Regions from separate parts of the Homo sapiens genome. Here region 2 is linked to region 1. A link is a loop called in an ENCODE intact Hi-C map of the cell type or tissue named here. Cell type or tissue: PC-9. All regions are shown on one strand. Each heading gives the region's core, and the rest is flanking DNA. Links, peaks and the distances in the headings are about the cores only.

Region 1 (11,638 bases), core at 1,414-9,413:
TGTTTAAAGAGACAGTACGAGAAGAAGTCAGAGTGGGCTGCCTGAAAGAGAGACTGAGCCAGTAGCAGCTAGTGCCACAGGACTCTCTTTATGAGAATCCTACATGATTATTCATGTAAGGGCATGAGAGGGTGTCACTTGCAAGCACGTTTTAGGAAGTCCCCTTGGACATGCATGCTCTGTGGTTGTCCGTGCTAGTACACACATCGCATGTCTCTCCAGCATTTAAAATCTCCACCAAGGGGTGTGTTTTTACTACTCTAATGGGCAAAAGGGTACTCTATGTTGAGTTACTGGAGGAGTGTGCATGCTTGACAGCAGGGAAAGTCCCTACCATGGTTATCTCCAGCAAGGGCCAAATAAGTCCCCTTCGGGGTCAGAGGAGCCCAACCACAAGGCCAGAAGCAGCCAGTGTAGCCACTGTCTTTTTTTGCTGTCAGTGGGCAGCATCTCTAGGACTTATTTTCCCAGGGACTCCCTTGCCTGCTCATTTCTGGCTGTCTGCCTATTCTAACACCCCCATGACTCTTATCACATAGCTGAACATAAGGACAAGGCTAAGCAAAATCTTCTGCTCTTGCTTTCAATTTTCCTTGGGAAACAAAGGAAAATCATGGCAAAGCTACATGATTAATTGCTAAGTATACCGAGCAGAAACTAGAGAGCTTTAGGAGCCCAAAGACCCACGGACACTGGAAAATATAAGGGGAACATTTTTCAACAGTCTACTACATGGATTTAAGGGTAAAATGATATAATGTTTGGGGTTTGCTTAAAAACTCTCCAAAAACATAAAAAGCGGGAGGACTGATGTAACAAGATTGGCAAAATGTTGCTAGCTATTAAAGCTGGGTCTTAGGTACCTAGAAGTTTATAATGTTCTCTACTTTGGAATATATCTGAAATTTTTCATTATAAAAGGGTAGATTTTTACATACACTGTGTATGATGCCCATCTTAAACATTTGGCACGTTATATTGTTTAATCTTTAAAAATGAAGAATCCAAGAGTCAGAGTGATTAAGTAATTTACTTAAAGAGTGATGAAGATAGGATTTCCCTTGAGCTCTCTGACTCTAAAAAAGGCCCCAAGAGATGGAATTTGAATTTTTCTTTGACTTCTAGGAAGGTAAAAATATTCCAGGAGGATAGCAACATGAACAAACCCCAGGATAAGACCCACAAGATGGGACCAACAGTATAAGGAGATGGTTTCACAGCTCATAAATATATATATTTTATTATCCAGTTAATACAAGCCAATTGTCTCATCACCTAATCAACCCTGAATAAACTAATAGAGGCAGATCAATGAGGCTGAAAATCAGGTATTGGAATAGAAGAACAATCAGTTTGAGTATCCAGGGAAATGAAAGTAGGACTTGAAAATACCCCATGAATTGCTCTGTCTCAGCTGTGTCCTAACTCCAATGTGAGAATGACAGGGACAGGGTACCCTGAAGCTGGATGAGGCAGAGGCTCTGGATCCTCTTAACTTTCCTTTCTCCTTCCTTTTTCACTCCCAGCTCCTGGGCAAAAATAAAAATAAAAAATAACTTACTAAGCACTCGACAGCATGCTAGGTGCCAGGCTGGATGCCAGAGATTTGGAGGTACAATAGACCTGTCCAGCCCTCCAAGAGCTGCAAGGAGGAAGCAGACCCTACATTTCACTATGAAGCAAGAATGGAGCTTAGGTAAACAACTAGAGAGGGCTGCCCAAGGAAACGTAGGCATGTTTAAGATGTGTTTGGCTGGGAGGTGAAGGTGGGAGGTATTACTGAAAGGTGATAGAAAAGAAGGTTATAAAGGAAGGTAAAGGATTGCCTTTAGACTTCAGTGCCAGGCAAAGGGTATTGCAAAGCCATTGAGGTTTTTTGAGCAATACAGAGAAGTATCTCATATGCACTGTGGTAGATTACATTTTGAAGGCCAATTTTTTACACCTCCCTATGTCCACACCCTTTCCCACGTGATTTTCCAGTTCCCTGTGTTGACACCAGTGGAGTGTATTTCACCACCCCTTGATTTTGGGATCAGCTCTCAAAGTTACCAATGGGATCTGAGCAGATATGTCATGAAGCTGAGGCTTGAAATATGCTTTTGTAGTGGAGTATTCCTGTGTACTTCTGCCATTGCCATAATAAGGACATGCCCTGGATAGACTGCTGGCCCAGGAAGCATGAGAGACACTGCCCAAGAGACCTACAGACTTGCAGTGAGAAGTAGAGCTTCCCCAGCTATTGCAGTCAAAGCAGATCCACTCAGCTGTGTTACATCAGTCAATCCTCAGCCAACTCATGATACATGGGCAAACCCAGCTGAGATCAACAGACACATCCACTAACCTGCAGATGAATGTTCCTGTTGTATATTCCTGAGATTTTTGTGGTTGCTCATTACATGTAATAGCTGACTAACACACTACCATATTTCCCTCCAAAAAAATTTAAAAATACTTTGTCAAGGAAACTAATCACTCCGTGATCAACCGTGGGTACTTGTGAGGTTAAGGCTAGGAAGTATTTCCCTCCTTTTTTTGTGGAAGGAAGGGCAGGAGAGTGCTGGAAACAACTGTGGAGAAGTCATGGTTCTGGGTAAGACAATGTGCTCATACGCCTCCTATGTATCTGACCTAGCCTAACTCTCCCAAACCTTCTAGAAAAAAACAAATTCTTAGAAGTTAGGAGTATTCTAGAAGGTTCTAGGAAATGTTCAACCAATCCTGGAGAGTTGACAAGCAAACTGCCCTAGAAAAGTAAATATTGTAAGTCACCAAAACATTGACAACCTTCCACACAACTTTCAAACCTAAATATTGCTGAGGTTTTGCAGTTTGCATCCATAAAAAACACACTTTCATCATATCAATGGAAATTTGGTTTATAACAAATTGATCTTTTTCAGCATCTGAAAACCCACATATCTGAAGTCATAATCAACATGCCCAACATGTCCTGGGTATGTCTAACTCATTTTAGTTCTCTGATTTTAAAATGTTGGCTGACCTCAACTATTTTAAAAGGTTAAAATGGTATAGTCCTCACAACTGTCAGCAACTCTGTTATTAGAAAAAAAAATTGTACAATTTGAACATTTCAGTCCCAAGACCTTATCTTCTTTTCACGACAGCTAGTTCCAGGCAAGCTTGGGCAAAGCAGCCCTATGCATTTATTACTACCCTGATCGAGAAATTGAGGCTTTTAGCTGGTGAGAGAAAGAGAGAGAGAGAGAGAGAATTAGTTGTCCCCAGGACTGACATTCAAACCCTAACAAACTTTCTCTTTCTCACAGACAGAGATGGGGCAGAAATGTACCTTGAGTGCTTTGCAACCCTCAAGTGTGGCCACAGCCTCACAGCTGTCTCCAGGCCCCCAGGCCCTGTCCTTCCAGACATCCCTTTACAGCAGATGCAGCTCAGCTCAGCTCACATCCTGGTTAATCCCGGAAAACATGCTCTCCATGGCTGGCACTGTCCATAGGAAGAATCAGAAGATCTCAAAGCAGCAATTTAACAAACCCCTTCTGACTTTCAGGACTTTTAATCTAGCTTTTTATAGCATCTATAACAAAATAGACCTTATCAAAGTGTAAAAAGCACTCTTATGCTTTTTTGTAAATGTGCATAAGCCCCTCCCACAACCCCACAGCTTCCCCCAGCGTCACTCAGCTTCTGAGCCCTTTCCTATCAACAACCCCATCCTCTGACCCCCGACAGCCTCAGCTTATCCCTCTCCTGCTCCCTGTCAAAGCATCAGTCCATCCCTGAGCCTGGTCCACCCACACTCTCCCTCGCTGACCTCTGGGATGGAGGGAAGCTAAGCCAAGGAGATTGGGTGAGGATCAGGGACCAGGTCTGCACATTTAGAGTTTATCCATGAAGCTTGTCATTGCCATGAGCAAGAATATCTTGTTATGATGACATAACCCTTATCTCGTCAGACAGAAATATCCCATTTTGAGAGACTAAACGTAGCATGGCAGAAAATGAGAAAGATACCAAACACAGATTGTCAGGGAAAGCATTTATCAGAAGCCAATATAGTTCCAATCCCTCAGGTTTAGGGTCAGGGAGCAGGATGCAGGCCCAGGCATTGCTGCACCTAACTAAAGTCAGTCGCTCCCTGATCACAGCCAAGCTAGCTCCCCAGGCCAGACACACAGTGTCCCCTGGTGACAAGGATAGATTCTCTCCTCGCCTGGCGTAAAAGGAACATGATACTGCCCACAGCACCATATCCTGGTTCCTTGATGATGTGCCAAAATGCAGAGCCTGAAGACACCAGCAAAACCTAAACCAAAAGGGTATACCCTAAAAGTCAAAGCTTCACCCTGCTTTTAATTCTTTCTCTCACCTGCTCACTCTTGTTCAACTGCCAATATTTATCCAGTCCTGGTAATGAGTATAATAAGGAAAAACTCAGACATACCCAAGTTCAATTTGAAATAAAGCAATTTATTTATTTTCTTTGTTGGGTTGCATTAGACATCAAATCAGCCAGGACCACTGTTGGAATGTGCCAAGAGGTGTTCTTTCAGCCCAGCTGGGTACAGAAAATGACTATTTCCAGGTAAAAGTATCATGAAGTCCCTGCCATGATAACTCTTAGTCTTACAGGGGAACTCCAGCAGACAAAGGGGACACAGAATGTTCTGAAAGTGAGCAGGAAAGAGAACCGTGGAGCATCATAAGCAAAGCAGGCCATCAAGGTACTATAAACACTTGAAAGAGAATACTTCCTTTGAGATATTAACCTGTGTTCTGCTCAGCACTGTTTTCCTCTCATTGGATTTCATGCAAGCAGCCTTTGTAATTCTTTACCTCAGGGCATTTTTGCAGAGCCAGGGACAGAAGCTACTTGAGGTCAGAAACCTGTTCTGTTCTCTGTAACAACCCTCTGATGAGGAAATACTGGGTGTCCCATAAACAATGGAAAGAGGGCTCTTATGCTGGCAACGAGAGAGTGCAGGGCAGAACTCCTGATGGTAAAAATGTCTATGAGCCCCATGAGTTTATGGGGACAGTATTCCAAGTAGGTCCTAAGACCTCGAGGGGATACTGGGGTCAGGGGGCTGGACCAGTGACCCAAAGCACCAGGCCTCCTGGCCTCACCAAAGATTATGGTGTCTCAAGTGAAACATAAACAGGCCTCAGCACTAGCCAGTGTGGACCCATGGCTCATGACTGGAGAGGTTTTCCCCTTTGTGTATCTCCATGAAGGACCCCCAGGACCTTGGCACAACCCCAGGGTGAAGAGATGCCCACAGTTATACCAGAGGTGAAACTTCCTGTCAGCCTAGCAGCATGGGGCTTCTATATTACAACATAAAAAGGCTGGGCACGGTGGCTCATGCCTGTAATACCAGCATTTTGAGAGGCCAAGGCGGGTGGATCACCAGAGGTCAGGAGTTCAAGACCAGCCTGACCAATATGGTGAAACCCTGTCTCTACTAAAAATACAAAAAATTAGCTGGGCGTGATGGCACATGCCTGTAATCCCAGCTACTCGGGAGGCTGAGGCAGGAGCATCGCTCGAACCCAGGAGGCAAAAGTTGCAGTGAGCCAAAATTGTGCCATTGTACTCCAGTCTGGGCAACAAGAGCGAAACTCCATCACAAAAAAACAAAAAACAAAACAATATTACAACATAAAAGAGGTGATCCTTCCCGCCCACCCTACATTAAAGACTCAGGTTTATACCACCCCAAACACTTGGGCAGGACCAGACTTTGCAAAACCTGCTACTAGAATTATAGGGACCTAGGAGGAAATATAAGATGGAGACTGAGGACAAAGACTCAGAAGTAAGGAATTAAAATCCAAGCATTTAAAACCCATAGCCACACACAGTCCCCATAGTGGACCAAGACAAACCTAGTATTTGACCTGCATTAGTGAAGAGTGACTGGATCCTTAGTGAGGGGCACCTGGAAACACAAATCAGAGCCTCTGATTAGCAGCTACAGCTGTTGTGTGTGGTCACTTTGCCCTTTGAGTTCTAAATAAAATTGGCTCAGGCATATTTCTCACAAGGTATAGGAGGTTTGGTGAATTTCTGGGAATGCATAATCAGAATATTTTTCTTAAGAAGACCAGGAGAACTGGCAGGGTCTCTAAGATTTTTGTCTTCCTTTCCAGACAGGCCTTATGTGAGACTTAGATGTATAGTCAGTTTTGTTCTCAAAAGGCAATTACTCAATTGTCAAAACTCATCAAACTAAACACTTAAGATCAGTGTGTTTTATTATATGTTAATTAGCCCTCAACTTAAAAAAAAGCCACACTTGTTATGGGAGTCCCTAAAATCTGGAAGCATAGATATATGTATGTCATCAAAGATATCTTCAATCTGATGTTATAATGTCTACAAGTCCCACACTTGACGATGCCCTAGATTGAGTTACATTATTGGAGACTGAATGTATATAATATTGTCAGTCTACAGCATGAGTTCAATCTATTTCAACAATAGGGATTACCTGGGCCAGACAGACCCAGGTGAACAGCCCCTAGTACAATGCCAGCATGACAATGTACATAGGTTTTGCACTATGGTTGGGGGGAAATTCTGGTGTTTTTAAAAACTGGATTGGAAGAGAAAGACCTAAGCTGTGTTACTCATCCACTCGGCTCCCTTGAGCAAGTTTATTTCCCCTTCCTGGGCATTAGATATCCAGATGTAAGAGGAGTAAGGTGAACAAGATGATAGCTACATCTTAAACTTTATGACTCTATGTTGAATATCTCCAGAAAAACTCCGGGTGACTTTCATTATAAATCATATAAGTGAGACATCCTATAAATGAACATCCTTAAGAAGATGCTGTTATTCCAAGATTCCAAATAGAAAAACAAGCCTTAGCGTGGTTGAGGCCACATAGCAAATTGAAAACAAAGTGTCTTATGATCCCACACAATTGAAGAGAAATGTATACTGGGATTTTCATGTTGCTAAGGGTAAAATCACCAGATTTGCATTTTAAAGACCCTTTTGACTGTTTGCAGACTAGAGCAGAAAGGACTTATACCTCTGCCTTAGCATGAGAATTGACCAGCTAGCCTGCAAGTGTGGGGCTCTGGAGTGGACTAGCTTAGAAAGATCCAGTCTGCCTGTATCTAGGGAGGTACAAAGGTCTCCCCAGCAAACCACTGGCTATCAGGCTGGGGCCAGCATTGCTTTTACAGCCCAGGAAAAAAAAAAAAAAAAAAAAAAAAAAAAATATATATATATATATATATATATATGTGTATATATATATATATATATATGTATGTATATATATATAGAACATAGCCCAAGGACCAAACTGCAGCCCAGCAGTCACTTGCCTGTGCTTTATTAGGCTAAGCTTGGCTGACTCGGCCCAGATAAGGTCATCACATAGAGGGTATTTTTTAAAGATTAAAAAGCAACAAACCCACTGCAATGCAACACCAGTAAATTATATCTCATAGACGACCAACGCACCCAGGACTGCAGGCCCTGTGTGATTCCAATGTCAAGAGCACCACCTGCTGCCCAGGCTGTGCAAAGCCTGGTTTGTCTTTCCTTTCTCTTCAACATCAACAAAATGTGCTTCAATGGAGAGGGTCTCAAACTGAATGAGTATGCTATCAAAGTCCAAGATGTGTGATCTGTTGCATTATTTTTCACTTTTATAATAAATTTTTAAAGTTAATCCAAACATATGCCAGGTTGTCAGACTGATAAAGTAAAGGAAAATCATAAAACCAGATTCCAGACCTTTATTTTGCATTGTTAGGATATTGCTAGGAGGTCGTGGCAGGTGCTGTTATTTTAATTGTTGAAGGTTAATGAAACAGAACAGAAGTGGACTAACTCATTAAGGAAGCATTTATACTAACAAAAGCCAAAGGACTCAGCTGCAAGCTCCACAGTGATTACGGAAAAGTGATGTGAGACTTAAGTGATGCAGGGTTCACAAGGGTGTAAGCACACCTAACTCAAAAGAACCTGAGACAGAGCAGTTAGGAGCTTGTTTGTAGCATGAAAAATAAGAAAGAAAAGCATCATCTACCCCATTAAGTTGACATAGATTATTGATGTAGTTTTATTTTAACTTAATTTGCAATGTTATTTTGCTTTATGATTATTGATTACAAGGGTAAGAAATGTATACCTAGTATTGTTTGAAATATTTAAGTTTCATTGTATAAAATGATTTAATTACTTCTAACTGGTCTTCCTCTCTCTCTCTCTCTCTCTCTCTCTCTCTCTCTCTCTCTCTCTCTCTCTCTCGCTGTCTCTCTCTCTCACTCACACACACAGTATTATTTGTTAAATGAATTAGTAAGTAATATCAACACAGAGAGTTTGCCAGAATTTCTTTCCTCTAAAAAAGATCCATACGTGACTCAGTATTAGTCAGGTTTTGGCTGAGATAGTGCCATGCTGTGTAACAACCCCAATGTTTCAATGACTTACAGTAACAACGATTTGTTTTCCTCATTCACGTGTCTGCAGGTCACTTAGGGCCACTCTGCATCAGTCTACAGGCCAGGTTCATGTCTGCTCCATGTGTCTCTCATCTGTGAACCAGAAGTTCTCAGGACATGCAGACGGCAGAAGCACGAGAGGCCAAACAGGCAAATATATGTAAAGCCTCTGCTCATATCTCATTGGCCAAAGCCAGTCACATGGCTAACATCAATGGAGGAGAGAAGCACATTCCCTCCCACGAAGGTTGCCTAGGATGAGGGAGAGGTGGAAAGGTAGAATTATGGCTAAATAATACATCTATTGCAGATCCACATTTTAGAAGCACTGCTTTCAAGGAAAGGAATAATTTACTTTCCCACTACTTCCTTTAAAAAAATGTAGCACCTCCAATCCAAGTGGTAAATTAAGTCCATGTAATTTATTCTCTTCCCCCATCAAATCTCCATCAAAATAACAAAATAAACTTCAGGGTAAGAAATTCTAAGTCAGCCGGGCGCAGTGGCTCACGCCTGTAACCCCAGCACTTTGGGAGGCCGAGGCGGGAGGATCACAAGATCAGGAGATCGAGACCATCCTGGCTAACACCGTGAACCCCCGTCAGTACTAAAAATACAAAAAAATTAGCCCGGCGTGATGGCAGGCACCTGCAGTCCCAGCTACCCGGGAGGCTGAGGCAGGAGAATGGCGTGAACCCGGAAGGCGGAGCTTGCAGTGAGCCGAGATGGCACCAACGCACTCCAGCCTGGGCGACAGAGCGAGACTCTGTCTCAAAAAAAAAACAACGTTCTAAATCCTAACAGGTTTCTTAACAGGAAGCCAGAGAAGGGCTTTAAGCCTAAAACTTAAAAACTGAAATAGGGGTTAAACTGATAAAGGGAACCTGGAAGAAGTGCTGTCCTTTTCACCATCTGCTACATGGACGTCTAAGAAGGGCTCAACTGGGCATGAAGTGATGGGATGCCAGGAACCTGGCTTTCACCTGAGCTTGGGACCAAAGAAGTTAGAGATGGAGGTGGATGGTGCTTGCAGTCAGTGGAGAACAATGCCTTGCAGGAGTGGCCCTGTGGCCTGTTGCCAAGGTCCCAAGGAATGGAATTGAGGGTGACCTCAGCTCTCATTGGTGATCATCCTGCATACACTGTACATGGGGATAGTCAGCCCTAGGGTACATAGGCCCTGCTGGTAATGACTCCTGCCATTGGCCACTGGGCTGGGTGGTGAGAAGACCTTGCTCTTGGCAGCCTTGGGCTGCTGACATGGACATGGAAGAGAAAATGCTCAAAGGTGGCACTCCTATGGTAAGATGCCTCCCTCCATGGAGAGGAAGCCCTCCACTGACCCTCAATGGACCTGCCCGAGTGTCCAGTATTATGCAAATGAGACCAGTCTTGTCTATGAAAATAAACAATGGGAATAATCACAGGATGTGAGAAATGACTCCACAGTTTAAAAGAAGCAGCCCATCTGGGCACGGTGGCTCACTCCTATAATCCCAGCACTTTGAGAGGCTGAGGCAGGAGAATCACTTGAGCCCAGGAGTTTGAGCCCAGCCTGGGCAGTGTGGTGTAACCCCATCTCTACAAAAAATACAAAACTTAGCCGGGCATGATGGTGTGTACCTGTAGTCCCAGCTACTGGGGAGACCAAGGCGGGAGGATTGATTGAGTCCAGGTGGTCAGGGCTAGAGTGAGCAGTGATTGTGCCACTGTACTCCAGCCTGAGTGACAAAGTGAGACCCTGTTTCAAAAAAAAAAAAAGAAGAAGAAGCCCATACTAACTAAACTATTGCAACTCTGGCACATGGATTCGCAGGCTAATGAAACAGAATATGGCCTAGATATAGACTTAATGCATAAGAAAATGTAGTATATAATAAATGAGGTATTCTTGAAATTTTTTTTAAAAATGAATAGATAAATAAGAATTGTGTCAGAACAAGTGATTAGCTCCTGGAGGAGAAAAATAGAGCTGGATTCCCTATTTAACTCCTTGCACCAAAAAAAATTCTGGATGGATGAAATATTTACTGTTTAAATATTTAATAAGTGTATACACAGGAGGGTGTCTTAATATTTAATCTTGGTGTGAGGAAGACCTCTCTAAGCAATCTACCAACATCAGAACCCAAAACAGAAGGCCAGGGAGTGAGACTATCAGAAGATCATGTTTCCTTGAAAGGAAAGCTTACCGGGCTGTGCTCCAGAGTGATGGGCAGAAAGTAGGGAAGTAGCACTTAGGGATGGCACTAGACACTCTAACCATTTCCTACACACCCAAGACCCTCCTCTTCTTTGAAATCTACCCACACTCATTCTCCTCTAAAAAGGCCAGCCCATGTACCATGTGACCTGCCGCCACTAGCTGACACAGCTAATTGGACTGGAGGTGGACACCTGACCCAGGCTGAGTCAGTTTCTTCCCCAGGAATTCGGATATGGAACCCTGAGAATTTCTTTCCTCTAAAAAAGATCCATACATGACTCAGTATCAATCAGATTAGCTCTAAGGAGACAAGCTGTAAGGTAATGGAGGCTTGGGGGCCAGAGCGGGCTCCAAGACACCCATAAATGTGAGTGAGCAAGACCCAGGAAGCCGGTGTGAAGTGCACTGGAGTGCAGCAGAGAAAAGAGAGAACACCCTGTTCCAAGGCCTTGCCGAGAGCTCACTGAGCCTCAGAGGGACAGCAAGACTGGAGAAGCCAAGCAGGTGACTGTCTTATTCTCAGGAAGATCTTTTCCTGGAGATTCCCCCCACGACCCTTCAATAAGCCCTCTTTCCACCTGAGTTGTTTGGGCTGTTCATCTTCCTGGCAAATCCCTGATTCCCGATGAAGATGCAGCTCATAAGGCATGGATCCATTGTCAAGAACAGTGTAATAAGCAGGAAGGAACAAAGCAGAGGTAAGAGGAACCCATCTGCGAGGGACGAGACCCAGCTGCTGTCTCTGTTCTGTTTGAGAGGGATGTGAGCCAGCCATGAAAGCACAACCTGGGAAAACAGAACCATGGAAAACAACACTCAGTCACTCAGAGATTATGGAAGGGAAGAAGTCTGTGTTGGGAAGCCTGGTAAAGGAAAAAACCCTCAGAAGCAGCAAATGTGGGACAAAATGTCCCATGGTGCTTCTGTTTATTTTCAAGGGAGTAGACAAAGCGGAGAAACAGAGTGATGTTCAGC
Region 2 (11,638 bases), core at 1,950-9,949, 51 kb before region 1:
GACTTTGATTCAGGTGAGTGGCCTGGTCATGTAGTTCAGCCCGGCCTTCAACCAAACCAGTTTGACATATTCCTCCATACCTTCAGAGCTGAACAGTTGAGTGCGTCTCTGAGGAATGCTTGGAAACCCATGTTTTTCTAAGGCTAGAGTGGACTTCCTCAGTCAGTGCTAGACAAAGGGGACTGGAGGGGTTGGATCTAGTCAAGACTTTCATCTCTGGTGTTAGATAGAGATTACAGCTGCTTCAGGGTTTGAGGAAGGTTGCTCAGTAAAACTAGGTCCTCTCTAACTCTTTTTAGTGTATTGTGACTTTTTTCTAGAAATAATGGAAGAATATTTATTTTTGAACATTTTTCTGTTTTTCTTCCATTGTTTGTCTACATTTTTAAGTGGGTAAAAGAGAACTCAGAGTAAATATATTCTTACGCTTATTATTTTTTTCCTTTTTCTGGAGAACGGGGTCTCGCTATATTGCCCAGGCAGGTCTCGAACTCCTGGGCTCAAGCTATCCTCCCACCTCTTGCCTCCCTGAGAGCTGGGATTACAGGCGTGAGCCACCGTGCCCGGCCATATATTCTTAACTAATTATGGCTCATGTACACTGTCATGTGATCATATTTCTTTCTGTTATATAAACTATTTTATTACAGTTATTATCCTTCTCCTGATGAGGAAAAAACTCAGAAAAGTTACAAAATTTTCCTAGGTCACAAATTTAGCGAGTTGAGGAATAAGCATTAGAAACCAGTTCTGTTTGGCCTTCAAAACTAACCTTGTACCATTAGATCAAATTGAGTGACAGTACTTCTGTGGGAAGAAGTCTCAGTTTGTGGTTCTAGATTGATTTTCCCAGGGAAATAATGTGTCATTTTAATATTGTTTCAAACCTTCAAATTTCAAAATCTTTTTCCATTATGCTTTTTTGTGTTTCTTCTATTCCATTGCTTTTGGTTTCTTCTTAAGGAATCCCTGTTATTTATATACTGAATATTTGTTACCTAACTTCTCTCAATTGTCACTTTTCAAGAGTCTTTATCATCTTTTTTTTCTAAGAACAGTTCTTAATTGAGGTATAATTTGCATAAAACAAAATGCAAAAAGCTTAAGAATACAGCTTAATTAATTTTAACATAATTATGCATTGTGTAATACCACCGAGATCAAGGTAGAGAACATTTTCCACCATGCCCAAAAGTTCTGACATTCTCCTTGCTAGTCGATACTCATCCCCTGAATAAAGAATGTATTCTGAATTTTCCAAGTCTTTAATCCATTTGTGTTGCCGTAAAGGAACACCTGAGGTTGGGCAGTTTATAAAGAAAAGACGGTTAGTTGGCTCACCATTCTGCAGGTTGCGCAAGAAGTATGGAGCCAACATCTGCTTCCGATGAGGGCCGCAGGCTCCTTCCATTCATGGTGAAAAACAAAGGGGAGTTGGTATGGGCAGAGATCACACGGTGAGAGAGGAAGCATGAGGGAGACAGGAAGTACCAGGCTCTTTAACAACCAGTTTTCATGGGAACTAAAAGAGGAAGAACTTACTACCCCCTTCCAGGGAAGGCCTTAACCTATTCCTGCAGGATCCCCATGACCCAAAGACCTCCCATTGGGCCACCTCCAACATTGGGGATCAAACTTCAACACAAGATTTGGAGGGCACAAATATCTAAACTATAGCAGGGACCATAATTTTGTTTATTATGCATCATAAACATGGAATCATATCATATGCTCTCTTTTGTTTTGACTTCTCTTACTCAGCATCTGCAATTGAGATTCAATCTCTGGGGGGTTATGTATGCCATGAATTTGTTTGTTTGTGTTTTTCTTTTGTTTAATTTTATTTTGACAAAGTAATACTTTATTGTATGATTGGCACACAATTTTATTATCATTTTTTCAGATGGCAGACAGGTTTACTTTTTGGCTATTATGCACAAAATAACTTTGAATATTCTTGTATAATTCTTTTAGTGAAGATATGCACTCTTTTCTCCTGGGTATACACAGCTAAGAGTGGAATTGCTTGGTTGAAAGAATGAAAAGCTGAAACAGAGTTTTGCAGAGTAGTTTTACTATTTTACATTTCTATGAAAAATGTAGGTCATTTCTAGTTGGTCTGCATTCTCACACACTTACTATTTTTAGTCTTTTTCATTTTAGCCATTCTGCTACATATGTAGTAATATACCACTTTGGTTTTCATATGCCTATTGGTCATTTAAATATTTTTAAAGATTTTCTACTATTTTTCTTCTAGAAGGTTTAAAGTTTCAAGGTTTATACTTAAGTCTATTATCTAACTTGAGAGGTTTTGGGCTCTTTTATTTTTATTATATACATTTAAGGTATATGACATGATATTTTGATATCCATATACTAGTGAAATGATAACTACAGATAAACAATTTTGAATATACATCAACTCACATAGTTACCTTATGTGTGTATAGTAAGAGCACCTAAAATATACTCTCTTAAAAATTTCCTGGTATACAGTACACTATTATTAACTGTATTCCTCAAGCTGTACTTTATATCTTGAGGTTTAGTCATCCTACATAATAACTACTTTATACTCTTTAACCAACATCTCTTCATTTACCCCCCCCCACCCCATGTCTCCAATCTAGGCTCTGATAACTAGTCTTTTTATTCTCAGTTTCTATATATTTGACTTTTTATTTTCTTTTTTAGATTCCATACATAAGAGAGATTATTCAATATTTTTCTTTCTGTGTCTGGTTTATTTCACTTAACATAATGTCCTCCAGCTTCAATTTTGGTGCAAATTACAGGATCTTCTTCTTGTAAAAGTTGAATAACATTTCACTTTATATTCTACAATGTCTTTACCCAGTCATCTGTTGATGGGCATTTAGGTTGTTTCCATGTCTTCACTATTGTGAGTAATGCTGCAGTGAACATAGCAGTGAAGATATCTTTACTAGGTATTGATATCATTTCCTATGGATATATGCCCAGAAGAGGGATTGCTGGGTCATATTTTCAATATTTTGAGGATTTGCCTAGGCTGGTCTCAAACTCCTGGGCTCAAGTGATTCCTCAGCCTTGGCTTCCCAAAGTGCTGGGATTACAGACATGAGCCACAGTGCCCAGCCCATTGTGTTTTTCTTCTAGGAGCTAAGGATCCAATTTTATTATTTTGCATCTGGATATCCAGTTTCTTTACATCATTTATTAAAGAGATTATCTTTTCCCCATTGTGTGTTCTTGGGGACATGGTCAAAAAGTAGTTGACTGTATCTACTTGGGTTTATTTCTCGGCTCTTTGGTCCCCTGGTCTCTTTTAACGCCAATCCCACATAGTTTTGATTACTACAGCTCTGTAACATAAGTTTTAACTAGACAGTGTGATACCTTCAACTTCCTTTTTCTTTCTCGGGATTGCTGGGTCTATTCTGGGCTTTTGGTGGTTCCATTCTAATTTTAGAGTTGTTTTTTTCTGTTTCTGTGAAAAATGCTATTGAAATTTTGATAGGGACATATTGAATTTATAGACCATTTTGAGCAGCATAAATATTTTAACAATAATTATTCTTCCATTTATTAGATACAGGATATCTCTCCATTTATTTATGTCTTCAATTTCTTTCAATAACATTTTATAGTTTTCAATGGACAAGAATTTTTCCTTCTTGAATAAATTTATTTTGGGTATATTATTCTTATGGGTGCTATTGTAAATAAAATTGCTTTATTAATTTTATTTTCAGATTGTTCATTTCTAGTGTATAGTAATTTTGTCTGTTTATCTTGCATGCTGCAAATTTGCTGAATTAATTGATTGACTCTAGTAGTTTTTGTGTGTATGTGGATTATTTGGAATTTTCTATGTATAGAACCACGTCATCTGGAAATAAAGATAGTTTATATTCTTTCTTTACTATTTCCTTTTTAAATTTCCTCTTTCTCTCTCTGAATTGTGAATGTCAAAATTCCCCAGGTCAGTCCTAGATGTGCAAAAGAAATGAAGAACAAAGGTCAATACATGAAGTTAAGACATACATCTAAAACACACAGTGTTTTAGCCTATAATGCCCCCTGGAAAGTAGAGCCTGAAACACAGGCTTGCATGCAATTTATTTTCAGGGGAGGAGAGTAGGAGACTAGGGAGAGCAAAACAGGAAAGGAGAGAAAGCCAAAAGATGGATTCTTCTTGACCAGGTTTCTTCTGTGAAAAACTGTATCTCAATCTCACCAGGCTTTCTGAGAAGCGAAGTAAAATGAATGCACCACAGAATTGTGCAAGTGAAGGGCAGAAAACAGGAGTAATAATTCAGTAGCTTCTGTCCCTAAATGATCATTAGCCTCCTCACACTCATGCATTCAGACTATGAGTGCATGAGTGCTGAGCCGGTTCCCACAAGAAGGAGGTGAGAGGATTAAGAAAATGTGCAATGAGGGATGAGAAGTGTTCAATATTTCTTATAACACTATCAGTCAGGTAAGCAGAGTTAAAGTTTTCTCAGGTTCTTGTTTTTTCTGGAATAAGCTAACAGTATTGTTTAGAATTTGATAAAGTAATGATTTTTAGAGTGACCACCAAAAGAACAGAAACACTCTATCACTTTTAAGTAAGAGAAAATGGAATTTTAAATATTCTTAAAGAAAAAATAGGGGATAGGACAATGATTATAACAAATAAAAAATACAAAATATGATAGCACATTTAAACTCAGATACATCCGTACATATAGTAAATGTAAATGAATTAAATTTCCAGTTTAAAAACAAAGATTATCAATTTCAAGTATAAAATAAATAAGCAGAAAAATTGTATCATTAGATATAAAAGTGATCAATATGTCATGTTACTAAATTAAAACACTTATTGTGGTCAAGATGTCAATCCTTCCCAAATTAACATACAAATTTAACATACTCTAATGTAGAAACAAATATTTTGGAAAAATTAACCAAATAATTTCAAATTAATCTGGAGAATATTCAAGAAAATTTTTAAGTGGAATAATAAGGAATGTTAAAAATATCTATCTACCAGAATAGACAAATAATTATGTGTGAATACTCATGTGTGAATACTGTTTGAGATTTCCAAATGCTTTACATTTTGTATCTCATTTGATCCACGTAATCAACCCTATAAACCAAACAGTAATTGTATACAGGAAGAATCTGAGGCTCAGAAAGATTACCTTGTGAAAAGCTATGCAGCAAATGACTGTGTTAAAGCTCAATTCTAGCTAAAACTCACTCCTGGTACAGTACTCAGGTCACATCTTATTTATAGGAGAGCAAGACAAATTGAAATTGAAGTGTGGGAAGTAGCTTTGGTTTATTAAAAGATGGCTTTCTTTTGAGCATGGAAATAGCAAAATATTGACACAATGAAAATATCAGCAACAATCTCAGGCAGAATTATTCTTTGGGTTTTTTAAATGTGACATTAATCAGCTACTTAGCAAAAACTTTAAGAGTTGGTTTCCCCCACATAATATTATGAAACTGTCACCTTTCCTATCTCTGTTAGAACCCTGGGTTGTTTTTTGTTTTGTTTTGTTTTGTTTTTGTACATCTCGTGCTACTATGACTCTTGTTTGTTTGCTTGTATTTATCCGCTTATGTTTAGAAAGCATTTGAGCTGGCTCAAGACTTCTGCCTTGCGCCAATCATATTTCTCTTGGTGTGCTTGCAGAATTGCCTGACACTTTCATCATCCCTATGATGTCAGCAACTACTTAAAGCTGATTTTGTGACCAGTCAACATATATCACAAGACTACATCAATATATAAACATATGAGTAAACAAATCTGTCCAGTTTTTAAAATTATGAAGGTTGATGTTATGATCACAATAATGACAATGATGATGCCTCTCCCCACAACATCAGAGCAGAACAAGCAATTTACTGGCTTCCTACAGAAAGCAAAAAGAGGAAACTATATAATTTGAACCTTTCTTTAGGGAATATGGTTCATACTCTCCAAATTTAAGCCAGCCCTGAGAGAGGTGAGCTGGAAAGTCTGTACATCCAGCAGACGTCTCTTGCAGAGGAGAATGAAAGCTGTTTCAGGACCATCAAATATTTCTGCTCAATAAAGGTTACAGTGTTTATCCTGGAATCAGATGCTAGATTTCTAAAGAATGAAATGTGAAAACACAGAAAATTGTTCAGTTAGACATTCACAATGAGCATCAAGGAACTTATGTACAATTTTTTTTCATGCTTGTCTCAAAAAAAATCCCATTTTTAGTTAAATGAATCTTTTACATAAGACTTAGAAACAAAATATACTATTTTACGTAGTGTCATATACAGTATTTGAATGTTTATCTTACATCTAAAAAACTTCAGAATTCTCGCATCTTTTTGCATAGCCAGTTTTCTTATGTAATATTGAGAAATGCAATTATGAGACTTCAAAGGAATTTCACGAAATCATGAATTCCTAAGACTCTGACTGCCTACCTCATGCATCTCATTTTTTCTCATCATTAGTTGTCTAAATATGTTTTATGTTAAAAATTATAGCAATAAGGGATGGGAACTTAAAAAGGAACCCACATTTTTCTTCTTATTAAAAAAAAAGTGAAGAATTATCTACCTCCTTGAAAGATCAAGCCATTCTATGAACTATCAACATCTGAAAAATCCTAAACCCCTTTTCAAACTCATTCATTTGTGTGTGACTCATTCACAGTAAATCTATGCCCGAACAGTTTTAGTCTTAACCAAATGTTGACCAAGCTGAAAGTATGCTAAAAGCTCTGCCAACTCGCACATATTTTTGACAACACAGACAGCCACAAATGTCACTTATGAGTAATCTTTTTATTACTTCTTGGCTAGTGATTACTCTCAAACTCCTTTGCCTATAAGATTGTGCTCATGCTTTTAATATTGGTTCTCTCCTCTTCCCCTTTCTGTTGGCCCTCATTAGTCCTTGCACACAGCATCAGTTCCTGATCTCAGTCCTAATGCCATCCTGATTAGTTCTCCTAACATCAGACAAATCCAGAGGCTGTCAACAGCCAATGGAGTTGGGAAATCATCTTTTCCAGATCTTCATTTTAAAGTAGGAAACCCTGATTTTACACAAAAAATGGATGGTATCCCATCCTCCAGCAAAGGCCAGCCTGCCCATCTGGTCCCCTGTGTAAGGGTCTCCTGAGTGCTTCGGTTTTTCTATTCCATTGAGGTATCCAGAACCAAGAGAGAAATTCTTCTCTGGCCCCAAGTGACACACAGACTGAGCCCTGCTTTCTTACTGCCTTCAAGACAGCCCTACATACCTGGACTATGTCCTGTTTCTGCTCATTCCATATGTTATTACAGAAGTCCTGTTTCTCCTCATTCCATCTGTTATTACAGCCAGAATGGTGAACTGATCCTTACATATTATCTGTGCTGCACCCACCTCATTTCCCAGAATCAGATTCTCTTCCAAGGTCCATGCCTGGCTTCAGTGAGAGTGGCCATGTTCTTGCTATGGCAGAGCTGAGTAGGCTGGACCTCAACAGGACCCAGGCCACTGTGTGTATGACATGTTGCCTCCGTGCTCCTGAGAGCAACCCCCATCCTCCCTCTTCATCTCTTCATCTACTCTTGGGGGCTCCCCTTCACCTCCAAGGAAGCTGCATATCTGGCATTACCTCCTCATCAGGAGCTACCATTTCCTCAGGAATCATCAGAGCACCTATTTCTAAGATAAAGTGACAGAGAGTATGTCTAACAAAAGAGAAATTGCACCCAACTTCAGGTATTAAACTTTAAGGTAATAGGCTCCTTAAAGCCCAAAATAAACAGCAGAGTTTCTTGGGGCATCAAATTCACTTAAAAGCAGTAACTTCAAATTTCTTATATATTAGAATAAAGGATGGATTACTGTGGAGTAAAATACAGAATGTATATTAATATTTAAAGATAAAATCTAAGACCTCTAGGAAATCTTTAAATTCAGGTGGAAAATATCAGCTTGACTCTAGACCACCCTCACATTACCTCCTCAACACGTAGGTGTAGACATTTATTCTTGCAGTTATTACTGAGAACGTCAGAGAGACATGCCTCTATGGTTGTTTTCTATCATTAAAGGGGGTTACTATTGGGCCAGGAGTAACTTTCATACTCTATAGATGCAGCCCTTTCTCCTCTGCCCCTTCCACTGACCATTTTCATGAGGTATTCCAGATGTTGTGCCTGCCAGAAGTTTGCAGGGCTGATGTGGTTTCACAGGATTTTCTTCTAGACTGACAAGGAGAAGTGGAATAATTTTTCTTGCATAGGTTCCAAAGAGATTGATATCTCAATAACAATTATGCATAACTACAATCTTTGTTGTTGTTATTATAAACAGAGCTACAATGAACATATTTATCATACTATCTGTGCTGACATCATAGTTATTTCTCTAAGAATAACAGAGGAAGTGGCTCTTTCTAAAAATATCAATTGACCTAATATTTTTATAAACTCCAGAACTAGGTCATGACTATTAGACATTATCTTATGCTGGAATGAAAAGTATTCATGAATACTGAGGTCATACTAAAGTTTATTAAGTGTTATCTCCAAGCCAGGCATGGTGGCTCATGCCTGTAATCCCAACACTTTGGGAGGTTGAGGTTGGAGGATCACTTGAACTCAGGAGTTCAAGACCAGCCTGGGCAACATAGAAGACCTCATCTCTACAAAAACTTAAAAAATTAGCCAGGCATGGTGTTGCACGACTATAGTCCCAGCTACTTGGGAAGCTGAGGTGGGAGGATTGACTGAGCCTGGGAGGTTGAAGCTGCAGTGAACTATAATAGCGTCACTGCACTCCAGCCTGGGTGACAGAGAGATACCCTGTTTCAAAAAAAAAAAAATGCGTTATCTGCAGATCGCCTGGCCACATGTGATCCAGCCCAAATCACTCAAACATCCCCCAAATAGACAATTAGAGAATGGTGAGGCAGGTGTAGAAGAAACAGATTTGGTTTCCAGTGCCAAGCCTACCACCCCTATGAATTCTGGCTACCCACAGACAGCATCTTTAATACACACATCTTAGCTCTAATACTAAAATCTAGCAGAATCATATAGATAAAATGCAAAGAGCAGTGTACCTGAGGGCCATAAGAGTAGCTGAAATTCAACAGACAAAATTATAACTTTCTTCCTCAAAATGTGGATTTTTAAAGAATATGAAATATTAATAGAAAATGTGTACGTAACCCATACAACAATGATAGTCAGCTAATACTTGTCTGGTTCTGTTGATGCTCAATGTACAAGTTCACAGTCTTGGTTTGATTAAGTCTGGGCATCACCCCACACCCATAAAAACCAAGGGAGTCTCAGTTACATGCAGGACCCCTTCCCTGCCCTGAGAGGACCTGCCGGATATGTACAGTGATGGAAAGAAGGCACTCAAGCTGACAGTGACTAAGCATCAATGTGCTGGTGCTTCACACTTGCTGACCATTTAATCCTCATGACCACCGTAAGTATTAATACTATTATCATCGCCTTCCAAATAAAAACACCAAAGGTCATGGTAAACATGAATTTGTTAAATATATATTGACTTGTAAACCCAAACATAACACATACCTGTGATTATAAAGGCTGACACATGAGGGCTTTCTAAGGTGCTCAAAAAGGAATAAATAGCTTGTGAGCACAGTTAATGACCCACTGAAACAGAGATCAATGCAGCAAGAGTTCAGAGAGGGGTTGCATTCTACCATGAAAAGTGATAGAAAAACCTAGAGTTCATAGAAATCTCACAGACGCTCTGTCTGCAGTCTTATTTAGGGCCAAATTGTGGCTCTAGACTTAACCAATAAAAGGTAACTCAAGTAATTTTTCAAAGTCAGTGCAAGCAGTACACTCAAAGCCCTGGCTCTGTTGTCTCTGAATTGCAACAGAAAAATAATTGTACCACATCTGTCACATCTTTGCAAATTAACAAATTTATAATCAGCAAAACTGAAGAGTGTTGCCCCCTCTGTTTCTCAAATCCCTGAGGAAATGCTAAGGAACAGAGGAATATGACACTAACTAATATATTTTGCAGAACAGCAAAATAACTCAATAGTATAATTTTTATTTTTGGATTGATTAAAGACATTACTCTTGCCTCAACAAGTTTCAGAAACTGGCCAGATGGATCATTTTCTCTCATTGCTCATAAACTACACACATTGCTGAATCTGTAATTCATAGAAACATATCATGGTGACCATCTTGTAAATGCCAATGCCAAGCTACCAGTCCCTTTCATTACATGCCGTAATTATGGATTAAATGATTTCATAAACATATTGGTTGTTTCAAAGTTGGCATGAGGCTGTCTTAGAGCCCCTGCAATCTGTCATCACTGTTAATGAGATATCAACCTTCTTGTAACCCAAGCAAAAAAAAAAAAAAAATTCTCTTTGAATGTCAGCCAGGGGAGAAAAAACCCTCCAGAACTTCTGCAAACTCTGCAACCTCCTCTCAAACACCATATCCAGAAAGTCTTCAGGAAAAGGGCCAGTGACATGATCAAATGACAAGGGCAACATCTGTGCAATATAAAATGTAGGCATTGATGATGTCTGGGATTCTTTCTTTCCTCACAGCAGCAAGGACCACCTTAAACAGGTGAAGCTCTTTGAAGAGGCTTCTTAATTTTCACTGAAGACCTTCTAATAGTAAAGAATAAACTCATACACTCAAGGATCTTGGAGGCATGGCTTCTAGATCTTACTATGATTTCAAAATGTCCTAGAAATCTTGTATAATATCTTTTGATTTTTATTATACACCTTGCATCCTATTTTACAATATGTCTAGGCTTAATTTAGTATTTAGGAAGCTTTGGAGATCTATTGGAAGATGGCAGATAGGAGGAAGAACTAGCTTGCAGATCCCACTTGGACAGACAAAGCAGTGTGCGGAGACTCACATAGTGAACTTTTGCTCTAAGAATGACACCAACATACCAGGAAAACTGAGAGAACCCATAACCCTTTGAAGGAACTGTATCACCACTGCAGATTCCTTGAGACATTGAAAAATGGTGAGTTGGCTTGCTTTCTCAGTGGGGAGGCTGGTGGCCTGCAGCAAGTTCTCAGCCCTGGTCACTGGCTGCCCTACTAGACTCAGTGCTGTTGTGGGGGCATGGTGGGAGTGAGACTAGCCTTTAGGACTGCAGGACACATGGAAGCACAGCAAGGCCTGTGACTACCAGCTTTCTCCAACTTCCCTGGTGACCTGTGTGACTCAGCAGAGGCAGCCATAAATCCTGTGAGAACATAACTCCACTGGACTGGGAACCACACCCCCATCCCTCACAGCAGCTGCAGCAAGCCCTGCCCAAGGAGAAACTGAGCTCAGACACAACTATCCCTGCCCCCACCTGGTGGTCTTTCTCTAGCTGCCCTGGTAGCTGAAGACAAAGGACATAATAGAGCTCTCTTGGGAGCTCTATGGCCCTACCCACCACCTGAGAAACTTGAATACTTAACCAGGTGACCCTAGGGCAAGTTTACTTCCTTCCTATAGTACCACAGGTGCTGCACTCTTGAAAGTGCCACCTCCTGGCTGGAAGCCAACCAATACAAAACCAGCACACTAAACAAAAATACAACCAAGGACCCTCACAGAGTCCATCCACTTCACT

Evidence for each region. Hi-C counts contacts between places; a loop is a spot of excess contacts. Peaks named below come from ENCODE experiments on the same cell type or tissue, not always from the same donor. Only the 100,000 strongest peaks of a DNase experiment are listed, where the experiment ranks them.
Region 2: it touches region 1 in a loop (4-fold over the local background); 4 of 110 quality-filtered maps call a loop at or near these places.

The regions. Positions count from the first base shown.
Region 1 is chr3:36,693,643-36,705,280 of GRCh38, forward strand. No RefSeq gene overlaps it. Among named protein-coding and RNA genes, the nearest start is that of DCLK3, 65 kb to the right of the region's middle. RefSeq lists enhancers at 4,427-5,081, 7,336-7,630. In PC-9, for the core only: CTCF peaks have their summits at 7,532 (motif pointing left) and 7,731; DNase peaks (open chromatin) are centred at 4,859, 7,479 and 8,329; H3K27ac peaks cover 1,958 bases.
Region 2 is chr3:36,642,037-36,653,674 of GRCh38, forward strand. No RefSeq gene overlaps it. Among named protein-coding and RNA genes, the nearest start is that of DCLK3, 120 kb to the right of the region's middle. In PC-9, for the core only: no CTCF peak of the experiment used is centred there; DNase peaks (open chromatin) are centred at 6,375 and 6,735; H3K4me3 peaks cover 600 bases; H3K27ac peaks cover 2,825 bases.